Regions from separate parts of the Homo sapiens genome. Here region 2 is linked to region 1. Evidence: read pairs that join two places in POLR2A ChIA-PET (ENCODE). Cell type or tissue: OCI-LY7. All regions are shown on one strand. Each heading gives the region's core, and the rest is flanking DNA. Links, peaks and the distances in the headings are about the cores only.

What was found. Peaks named below come from ENCODE experiments on the same cell type or tissue, not always from the same donor. Only the 100,000 strongest peaks of a DNase experiment are listed, where the experiment ranks them.
Region 2: POLR2A ChIA-PET joins it to region 1 with 5 read pairs; 1 of 35 experiments calls an interaction of 5 or more read pairs at or near these places.

What each region holds. Positions count from the first base shown.
Region 1 is chr20:5,597,019-5,601,409 of GRCh38, reverse strand. It overlaps GPCPD1 (glycerophosphocholine phosphodiesterase 1), which reads left to right. Exons shown (of 20, transcript NM_019593.5): 3 at 2,589-2,685. Among named protein-coding and RNA genes, the nearest start is that of GPCPD1, 12 kb to the left of the region's middle. In OCI-LY7, for the core only: a CTCF peak has its summit at 2,503; no DNase peak of the experiment used is centred there; H3K4me3 peaks cover 672 bases; H3K27ac peaks cover 3,707 bases.
Region 2 is chr20:5,056,675-5,061,065 of GRCh38, reverse strand. It overlaps a transcript of TMEM230 not described here. Among named protein-coding and RNA genes, the nearest start is that of TMEM230, 54 kb to the left of the region's middle. RefSeq lists enhancers at 1-273, 4,091-4,140. In OCI-LY7, for the core only: a CTCF peak has its summit at 3,985; no DNase peak of the experiment used is centred there.

The DNA of each region.
Region 1 (4,391 bases), core at 196-4,195:
GCGATGGAGCAAGACTCCATCTCAAAAAAAAAAAAAAAAAAAAAAAAAGATTAACAGGGTCTCCCTCTATTGCCCAGGTTGAAGTGCAGTGGTGCAGTCATAGCTCCTCAAACTCCTGGACTCTGGTGATCCTCCTGACTCAACCTCATGAGGAACTGGGACTATAGGTGCACAACACAGTGCCTGGCTAATTTTAAAATTATTCTTACTTAAAATTTTTTTTTGTACAGACAGGGTCTCACTATATTGCCCAGGCTGGAGCGCAGTGATGCAATCTTGGCTCACTGCAACCTCTACCTCCCCCCAGGTTTAAGTGATTCTCATTCCTCAGCCTCCCGAGTAGCTGGAATTACAGGTGTGTGCTGCCATGCCCAGCTAACTTTGTGTTTTTATCTATTTTATTTAAAAAAAATTTTTTTCGAGACAGAGTCTTGCCCTGTCACCCAAGCTGAAGTGCAGTGGCATGATCTTGGCTCACTGCACCCTCCACCTGCCAGGTTCAAGCGATTCTCCTGCTTCATCCTCCTGAGTAGTTGCGATTACAGGTGCTTGCCACCATACCCGGCTAATTTTTTTTTTTTTAAGAGTCTCGCTCTGTCGCCCAGGCTGGAGTGCACTGGTGTGATCTTGGCTCACTGCAGCCTCAGCCTCCTGGGTTCAATTGATTCTCCTGCCTCAGCCTCCTGAGTAACTGGGATTACAGGTGCCTGCTACCACACCCAGCTAATTTTTGTATTTTTAGTAGAGATGGGGTTTCACTATGTTGGCCAGGCTGGTCTTGAACTCCTGACCTAGTGATCTGCCTGCCTTGGCCTCCCAAAGTGCTGGGATTATAGGCATGAGCCACCGCACCCGGCTTGCACCCAGCTAATTTTTTATTTTCAGTAGAGATGAGGTTTCACCATGTTGTCCAGGCTGGTCTTGAACTCCTGACCTCAAGTGATCCACCCACTTCAGTCCCCCAGAGTGCTGGGATTACAGGCATGAGCCAATCTCACCTGGCCTTTTTGTATTTTTAGTAGAGACAGGGTTTTGCTAGTTGGCCAAGCTGTTCTCAAACTCCTGGCCTCAAGTGATCTCCCTGCCTTGGCCTCCCAAAGTGCTGGGATTACAGGCATGGGCCACTGCGCCCGGCCCACATGTATTTAGAGCCCTGAAATCTGAATGACTGTCACACTTGGAATTTTAGTTAATTTTTAGATAGTCCAAGCTAATAAAATGCTCATGCAGGTGGCTAAAGCTGAGTACAATTCTAGTCTTACTAGAGCAGTGCCTCAAGCTTGGAATCCCAGCTGTTCTCAGAATGTGGAGGAGTCTGTCTTGAGCCAAATTGGCAGTTGGACTCAGTTCATTATCTTTTTCTTTATGAATTTTAATTGTATTCAGAATGTGTTGATATTTAAGTCAGAGACTTCTACGTACTTTTATCCAAGTGTGTTCTGCTAAATATATAAAATTTAGCAAGAAGAGGTGGTAGCTTTATGTTGGCTTTTAAAGTCTATTGATAAGTGTTCAAAAGAAATGATACATTACCTTAGTTAAGAAGTACTAGATTTTGGCTGGGCGCGGCGGCTCATGCCTGTAAACCCAGCACTTTGGGAGGCCAAGGCGGGCAGATCACCTGAGGTCAGGAGTTCAAGACCAACCTAGCCAATATGGTTACCCCATCTTTATTAAAAATACAAAAATTAGCCGGTTGTGATGGTGCGCACTTGTAATCCCAGCTACTAGGGAGGCTGAGGCAGGAGAATTGCTTGAACCTGGGAGGTGGAGGTTGCAGTGAGCCCAGATCATGACACTGCACTCCAGCCCAGGCAACAGAGAAAAACTCCATCTCCAAAAACCAAGAAGTACTAGATTTTCCAACTATATAAGTCTTTGTTTTGATGGGTTTTTAATTACATTTCTGCTCTCTCATTGACAGTTTTGTTTCTGTTGTTTTTGAGATGGAGTCTTGCCCTGTTGCCCAGGCTGGAGTATAGTGGTGTGATTTCGGCTCACTGCAACCTCTGCCTCCTGGGTTCAAGTGAATTCTCCTGCCTCAGCCTCCTGAGTAGCTGGGATTACAGGCATCTGCCCCCACACGCCCACCTCAGCTTCCCAGAGTGCTGGGATTACAGGTGTGAGCCACCACGCCTGGCCTTAATAATGTTCTTGATGTGAAACTTATTAGTAGCTACTGTTTGACTTTCTAGAAAATATTGATTAATAACCCTTTAGAGTACTGATAGGCATTTAGTGTTTGTCTGTTAAAATTGGAAGCTGTCTTGAAAGCAGAGACTGTGGTTTTATCCCTTTTGTACTCTTGGGTTCTTGTTACTGGCTCAATGAGTAGTTGAACAGATGAAGAAAACTTCATCCGTATGCCTTCCCCCTTTTCTCTGGCTTTGGTTCTAGAAAGGTGAGTCGAGTTAATTGGCAGGTGTTAGTGAGTGGTAGGTACCTGGGCCCAAACCTATATCTAGTGAGGCTCTTTCATCTCTGCTAAAGGGGGCAGCATATCTGGTTGAACTAATGCAAACTTCCCTGCTTATCCCACTGTGACTGATTGTTCTGTTTCTCTGTGACTGATTGTTCTGTTTCTTTAGGAGAAGTTTTTGCGATATGTGGAAGCTGTGATGCTTTGGGAAACTGGAATCCTCAAAATGCTGTGGCTCTTCTTCCAGAGAATGACACAGGTGAAAGGTGAGTATGGAAATGTGAGGTTACAGAATAACTGTGACATTAACCTTATGATGTTAGGGGCTTTTAAGATATCTTGGTATTTTTTCTTTTAGTTATAATTTTTATCAACATTATCACGTTGCATAGTTTTATGAGTGAAATAATTTTACAAAATTTGTGTGGGAAAAACAGGTTCCTCTCTTACTGTTAATCCCTGCCTCTCAACCACTTTCATTTCTTTTTTTTTTTTTAGATGTATTTTTTATTTTTACAACTCAGGATAATTGAATATACTTTTAATTCTTGACTGGTTCTTTAGGTACTTACCACCATAATTAGTTAGACAGGGTCTCACTCTGTTACCCAGGCTGGAGTACAGTGGTGTGATCCTAGCTCAATGCAGCCTTGAACTCCTGGGCTGAAGCGATCCTTGCGCCTCAGCCTCCTGAGTAGCTGTGACTATAGGCACCCATGACCATGCCTTGTTAATTGTGGTTGTTTTTTTGTTTTTTGTTTTTGGTGTGGAGATGGCATTACTTTTTTGTTTGTTTGTTTTTTGGGGTTTTTTTTGGCACAAAGGTGGTGTCTGGTTATGTTGCCCAGGCTGATCTCAAATTCCTGGACTTGAGATCCTCCCACCTTGCTTTCTTATTTGAAGAAACATTTTAAGGCATTAACATTTGTCTGGTCACTATATATTATTTTCTTCTTTTTAATTTTTTCTGATTTCTTTTTTTAATGGTAAGTACATATTCTTGATAAGAGATCTAATTTTTGTATTTGCCTATAAAAGTATTTCCTTGAAGTATGTGGTGTTAAAAGGAGCAGAGAGTGGAACACATACTTAGATAGCTTAGCTAATATGAAGAAATGTATTCACTAGTGGCATTGAATCCATCAGTAAACTTAGTATGGGCACAGTGGATGGAGAAAGGTAAATCTGGGTGTCAGCCACTCTTCTGCAGTTAAGTGTGAACTTGGGCGGCTGATGTCTGTAGGCCTCAGTTACCTCATCTGCATGATAAAAAGGGGTTAGCATAGATGAGTGGATGTCAGCAGAGGTGGCACTTACCCCACTGTGGATAGTTGGAAGTGTTATAGGTTTTCCTAAATAGCATACAAGTATATCCAGTGCCCGATTAGGTGATTGCTAAGGCTCTATTTTCCTGTAGAGCAGCATGTCTTAAAATGTGGCCTGTGCACCAGTACCAGTCCAAAAGACTTTTAAAAAAATCAATCCATGATGTGAGAAATACAAAAACTGAGAGCAAGCATTTAGAAATGTGTATAGCAGTTTGACTCCATGCATGTCACTGTGGACACATCTCATTGAACTGGGTATGTAGATCAGAATATTGGTCACCAGACAGGTTGAGTAAAGCAAACAAAAAATGCTGGTCATTCACAGCAAATAGTTTGAGGAGCACTGGTGGTAAAGCAACGGAAAATAACAAAGGAAAGTAAAAAAATAACAGTAATGTAAGCTAGGAGAAAGAAAATTAAAAAACACAGAACTCCCTTTTTTCTAGTTTGTCACTAGTATGACATATTTTCTCAGCCAATTCTCAGCTCTCCTTATAAGAGTTCTGTTGGTAAATAGTATTACTTTAATAGTATATATTCTTTACTAGTCTTTCACAGACTAGTATTTCCTTCAAGTGGCTATTTTTTCTTCGATTTTCAGATCAGCCACTCTGGTCTGAAGTGAAACCTCATATCTTTCTGAA
Region 2 (4,391 bases), core at 129-4,128, 540 kb after region 1:
CAAGTTTGGAGAATAAACTGTATACTACACTCCCATGTGTTTACAATAATCAATAATCATATACTCTGACAATGCCAAGATTTGACAAAGGTAGAGAGAATGCGAACATTTTTATACTACTAGTGAGAACATAAACTAATATGGCTTTGGAAAACTATCTGGTATTATCAGTAAAACTGAAGACACACTCTATAACCCAGGAATCCTTCTCATGCACATGTGCACCAAGACCCATGGATAGAAGTACTGCATGTAATAGCCCCAAGTTGAAAACTCAAATGTCCCCCAAAAGGAAAATTGATAAATTACGGTATATTCATAATGAAATACTACACAATAATGGAAATGACAAAACTCTAACTATATGTGGATGAATCTGAGAAACAAAATGTTAACTGAGAAAGACAAGACACAAAAGACAATACAGTGGGCCAGGCACAGTGGCTCACACCTGTGATCCCAGCACTTTGGGAGGTTGAGGCAGGCAGATCACTTGAGCTCAGGAGTTTGAGACCAGCCTGGCTAACCGGGTGAAATCCTGCCTCTACTGAAAATACAAAAACTAGCTGGGCGTCGTGGTCTATTCCCGTAATCCCAGCTACTCAGGAGGCTGAGGCAGAAGAATTGCTTGAACCTGGGAGGTGGAGGTTGCAGTGAGCTGAAATTGTGCCACTGCACTCCAGCCTGGGTGACAGAGCAAGACTCCATCTCAAAAAAAAAAAAAAAAAAAAAAGACAATACACTGTATAACATATGATTCCAGTCCATACATTTCAAAAATAGAAGAACCTATATTATTTGGGGATGTGTACACAGGTGCTAAAACTATTCTTTTTTAAAAGGTAAGGTAACAGGGCTGGGTGCAGTGTTTCATGCCTGTAATCCCAGCATTGTGGGAGGCCAAGGCGGGAGGATTGTTTGAGGCCAGAAGTTCAAGACTAGCCTGAACAATATAGCAAGAAGTCATCACTACAGAAGATTAAAAACATTAGCTGGCTGGGAGCAGTAGCTCATGCCTGTAATCCCAGCACTTTGGGAGGCCAAGGCGGGTGGATTACCTCAGGTCAGGAGTTTGAGACCAGTCTGGCCAACATGGTGAAACCCCATCTTTACTAAAAATACAAAAATTAGCCAGGCATGGTAGTGGTTGCCTGGCTACTCAGGAGGCTGACGCAGGAGAACTGCTTGAAACTAGGAGGCGGAGGTTGCAGCGAGCCGAGGTTGCACCACTGTACTCCATCCAGCCTGGGCGACAGAGCGAGACTCTGTCTCAAAAAAAAAAAAAAAAAAAAAAAAAAAAAATTAGCTGGAAGTGGTGCTATGGTCCCAGCTACTCTGGAGGCTGAGTGGGAGGATCCCTGAGTGGGGGTTGAGGCTGCAGTGAGCCATGATCAAGCCACTGCACTCCAGCCTGGGCAACACTGAGACACTCTCTCAAAAACAAAAATAAAATAAAGGCAAGGATAAAATAAAGGCAAGGATATGGCTATCACTAAAGTCAGAATCATGAGCATGTTTAGGAATAAGCTGGCTATGTTCAGGGAGGCACAGACAGGGGCTTTGGGGAGGGATCTTCTCACTTCTATTCCTTCAACTGGGTATTAATGAGTTATTTTTTAAACCTTACATACAAGTTTTTTTTGCATTTTTCTAGGTACTATATACAACATGTGCTATATACAACAGACTCATGTATATAAATGTGTATTTGTTGTTGAGAATTTTTTTTGGAAGGAGACACAGGAAATTGGTAAGCCTGATTACTTCCATAAAGGAGAACTGGGGTTGGGGTATCTGAATGACAGAGGCTGGGAGGTGGAAGCTGTAGTGAGCCATGATCACACCACTGCACTCCAGTCTGGGCAACAGAACAAAACCTGTCTCAAAAAAAAATAAATAGAAAATAAAAGAAAGAAAACAAAAATAAAACATGTAGTTTTGAGCCACTTAGATTTTGGATTTGTTTGTTTTTGTAGCATTACCTAACCTATACTTACTAAAATAGAGCCTTTGTTTTTTCAAGTACACTGTTTCATGAGGGCTTGAGCTCCAGGTTTATTTTCTCCTTCTTGTAAATTGTATTCTTATTACTATTATTTTTAAAGATAAGGTCCTGCTCTGTCACCCAGAACTCCTGGGCTCAAGCAATCCTTTCCGCCTCAGCTTCCAGAGTAGCTACCACTACAGGCATGTACCATCATGCCCAGCTAATTTATTTTATTTCATTTTCATAAAGACTGGGTCTCACTATGTTGCCCAGGCTGGTCTCAAACTCCTGGGCTCAACCTTGTCATCCCACCTCAGCCTCAGCCTCCTGAGTAGCTGGGACTACAGGTGTGCGACACCATGCCCAGCTAATTTTCCCTTTGATGAATATACCCACATACCTAGTTTTAAACATGTTCTCTCTAAGAAAAGATAGTTGACCATGAGTGACCATGGTGGGTCTGTAGGTGCCGGAAGGGTGAAAGTCAAATTCCTTTAAAGTTTAAAGGAAAACCCAAACTGGCAGTTCTCTGCAGAAGAGGACTGTCTTGCATACCTCCCCACAGGTAGACTCTTGGGTGAGGAATGGTCCGGCTCCCTGTGAGGAGAAAGAGGGCAGTAAATAGGAGAGGGACAAAGTAGGCTGGTGGGGCCTACTCAGTCATGAAGGGATTTTTCTTTCCTAGGTCCTCTGCGTCTCCTTCCTCATCTTCCTGAAGACCCTCCTAGTCCAGCCCTGGAGAGAGGATGTAGGACCTGGAGGAGGGTGTACCTATCCAAAGGAGGGATCAGAAATAACAGGGGACGCCAGGCACAGTGGCTCATACCTATAATCCCAGCACTTTGGGAGGCCAAGGGGGACAGATCACTTGAGATCAGGAGTTCGAGACCAGCCTGGCCAACAGAGCGAAACCCTGTCTACTAAAAATACAAAAATTAGTTGAATGTGGTGGTAGGTGCCTGTAGTCCCAGCTACTCAGGAGGCTGAGGCAGGAGAATTGCTTAAACCCAGGAGGCGGAGGTTGCAGTGAGCCGAGATCAGGCCACTGTGCTCCAGCCTGGGTGACAAAGTGAGACTCTGTCTCAAAAAATAAAAAGGAGGGGGGAGGGGGAAAGTGGGGGCATTTCTCAAGGGATGGGCCATGCATGCTTTCTAATAGAAGAGTCAGGCAGGTTGACTTAAAAGATTTAAATAAAAGGCCGGGTGCGGTGGCTCATGCCTGTAATCCCAGCACTTTGGGAGGCTGAGGCGGGCAGATCACTCAGGAGTTCAAGACTAGGCTGGCCAGCCTGGTGAAACCCTGTCTCTACTAAAAATACAAAAAATTAGCTGGGCATGGTGATGCACACCTGTAATCCCAGCTACTCGGGAGGCTGAGGCAGGAGAACTGCTTGAACCTGGGAGGCAGAGGTTGCAGTGAGCCAAGATTGCGCCATTGCACTCCAGCCTGGGCAATAAGAGCAAGACTCCATTTCAAAAAAATAAAATAAAATAAAATAATTAAGTGAATCTGAATATAGGCTTTTTCACATATCCCTGTTAAATTTGATTTTACTTGTTCAGTCCATCATTCTGGATCACAGAGATTGCCCTAAACCCTACTTGGTGTTATCATCTCTCTCTCTTTTTTTTTTTTAGAGACAGTGTCTCACTATGTTGCCCAGGCTGGTCTTAAACAATCCTCCTGCCTTGGCCTCTCAAAGTGCTAGGATTACAGGTGTGAGCCACCGTGCCTAGCCATTATTATCTCACATACTGATTGTTCCTTCAAGCTTAGAGTCATTTACAATTTGATAAACATTTCCTCCATTTTTTTCATTGATAATGCCACTGCAGTCTAGCCTGGGTGACATAGCAAGACCCTGTGTCAAAAAAAAAGATAACAATGTTGTAAGTCAGGCTCCCTAGAAGCAGAGCCTGAGGCGGGGATTCAGCTGCACGTGATGTCTTCGGGGAGTGCTCCCATGAGAAGGAAGTGAGGGAAGCCACATGTGACAGAGGAAGAAGCTGAGCAAAGATGTGGTTTTCATCTAGAATCTAGCCTTAGCATGATCCCACAGAGAGCTCAGAAGTATGAATAGCACCACAGTGTTGGTCTCACCCTGGGGCAAGAGGACCAGCCTTTATACAACAGAGTCACACAGCACTGTTTGCAGGCTGCTGGGGGTGAGTAACCTCCCAGACAAGGCGACCCCTGTTGGCCAAAAATAACTCTCTAGAAAATGGGGCAGTTGTGAGTCATTATCAACCATCACTCCCTGCAGCTGGGGGAAAGATGCACCAGGCAGCTGTATGAGCTTAATTGTGTCCTCCAAAATGTCATATGTGGAAACCCTAACCTCCAGTACCTCAGAATGTGACTCTATTTGGAGACAGAGCCTTTTTTTTGTTGTTGTTTGTTTTG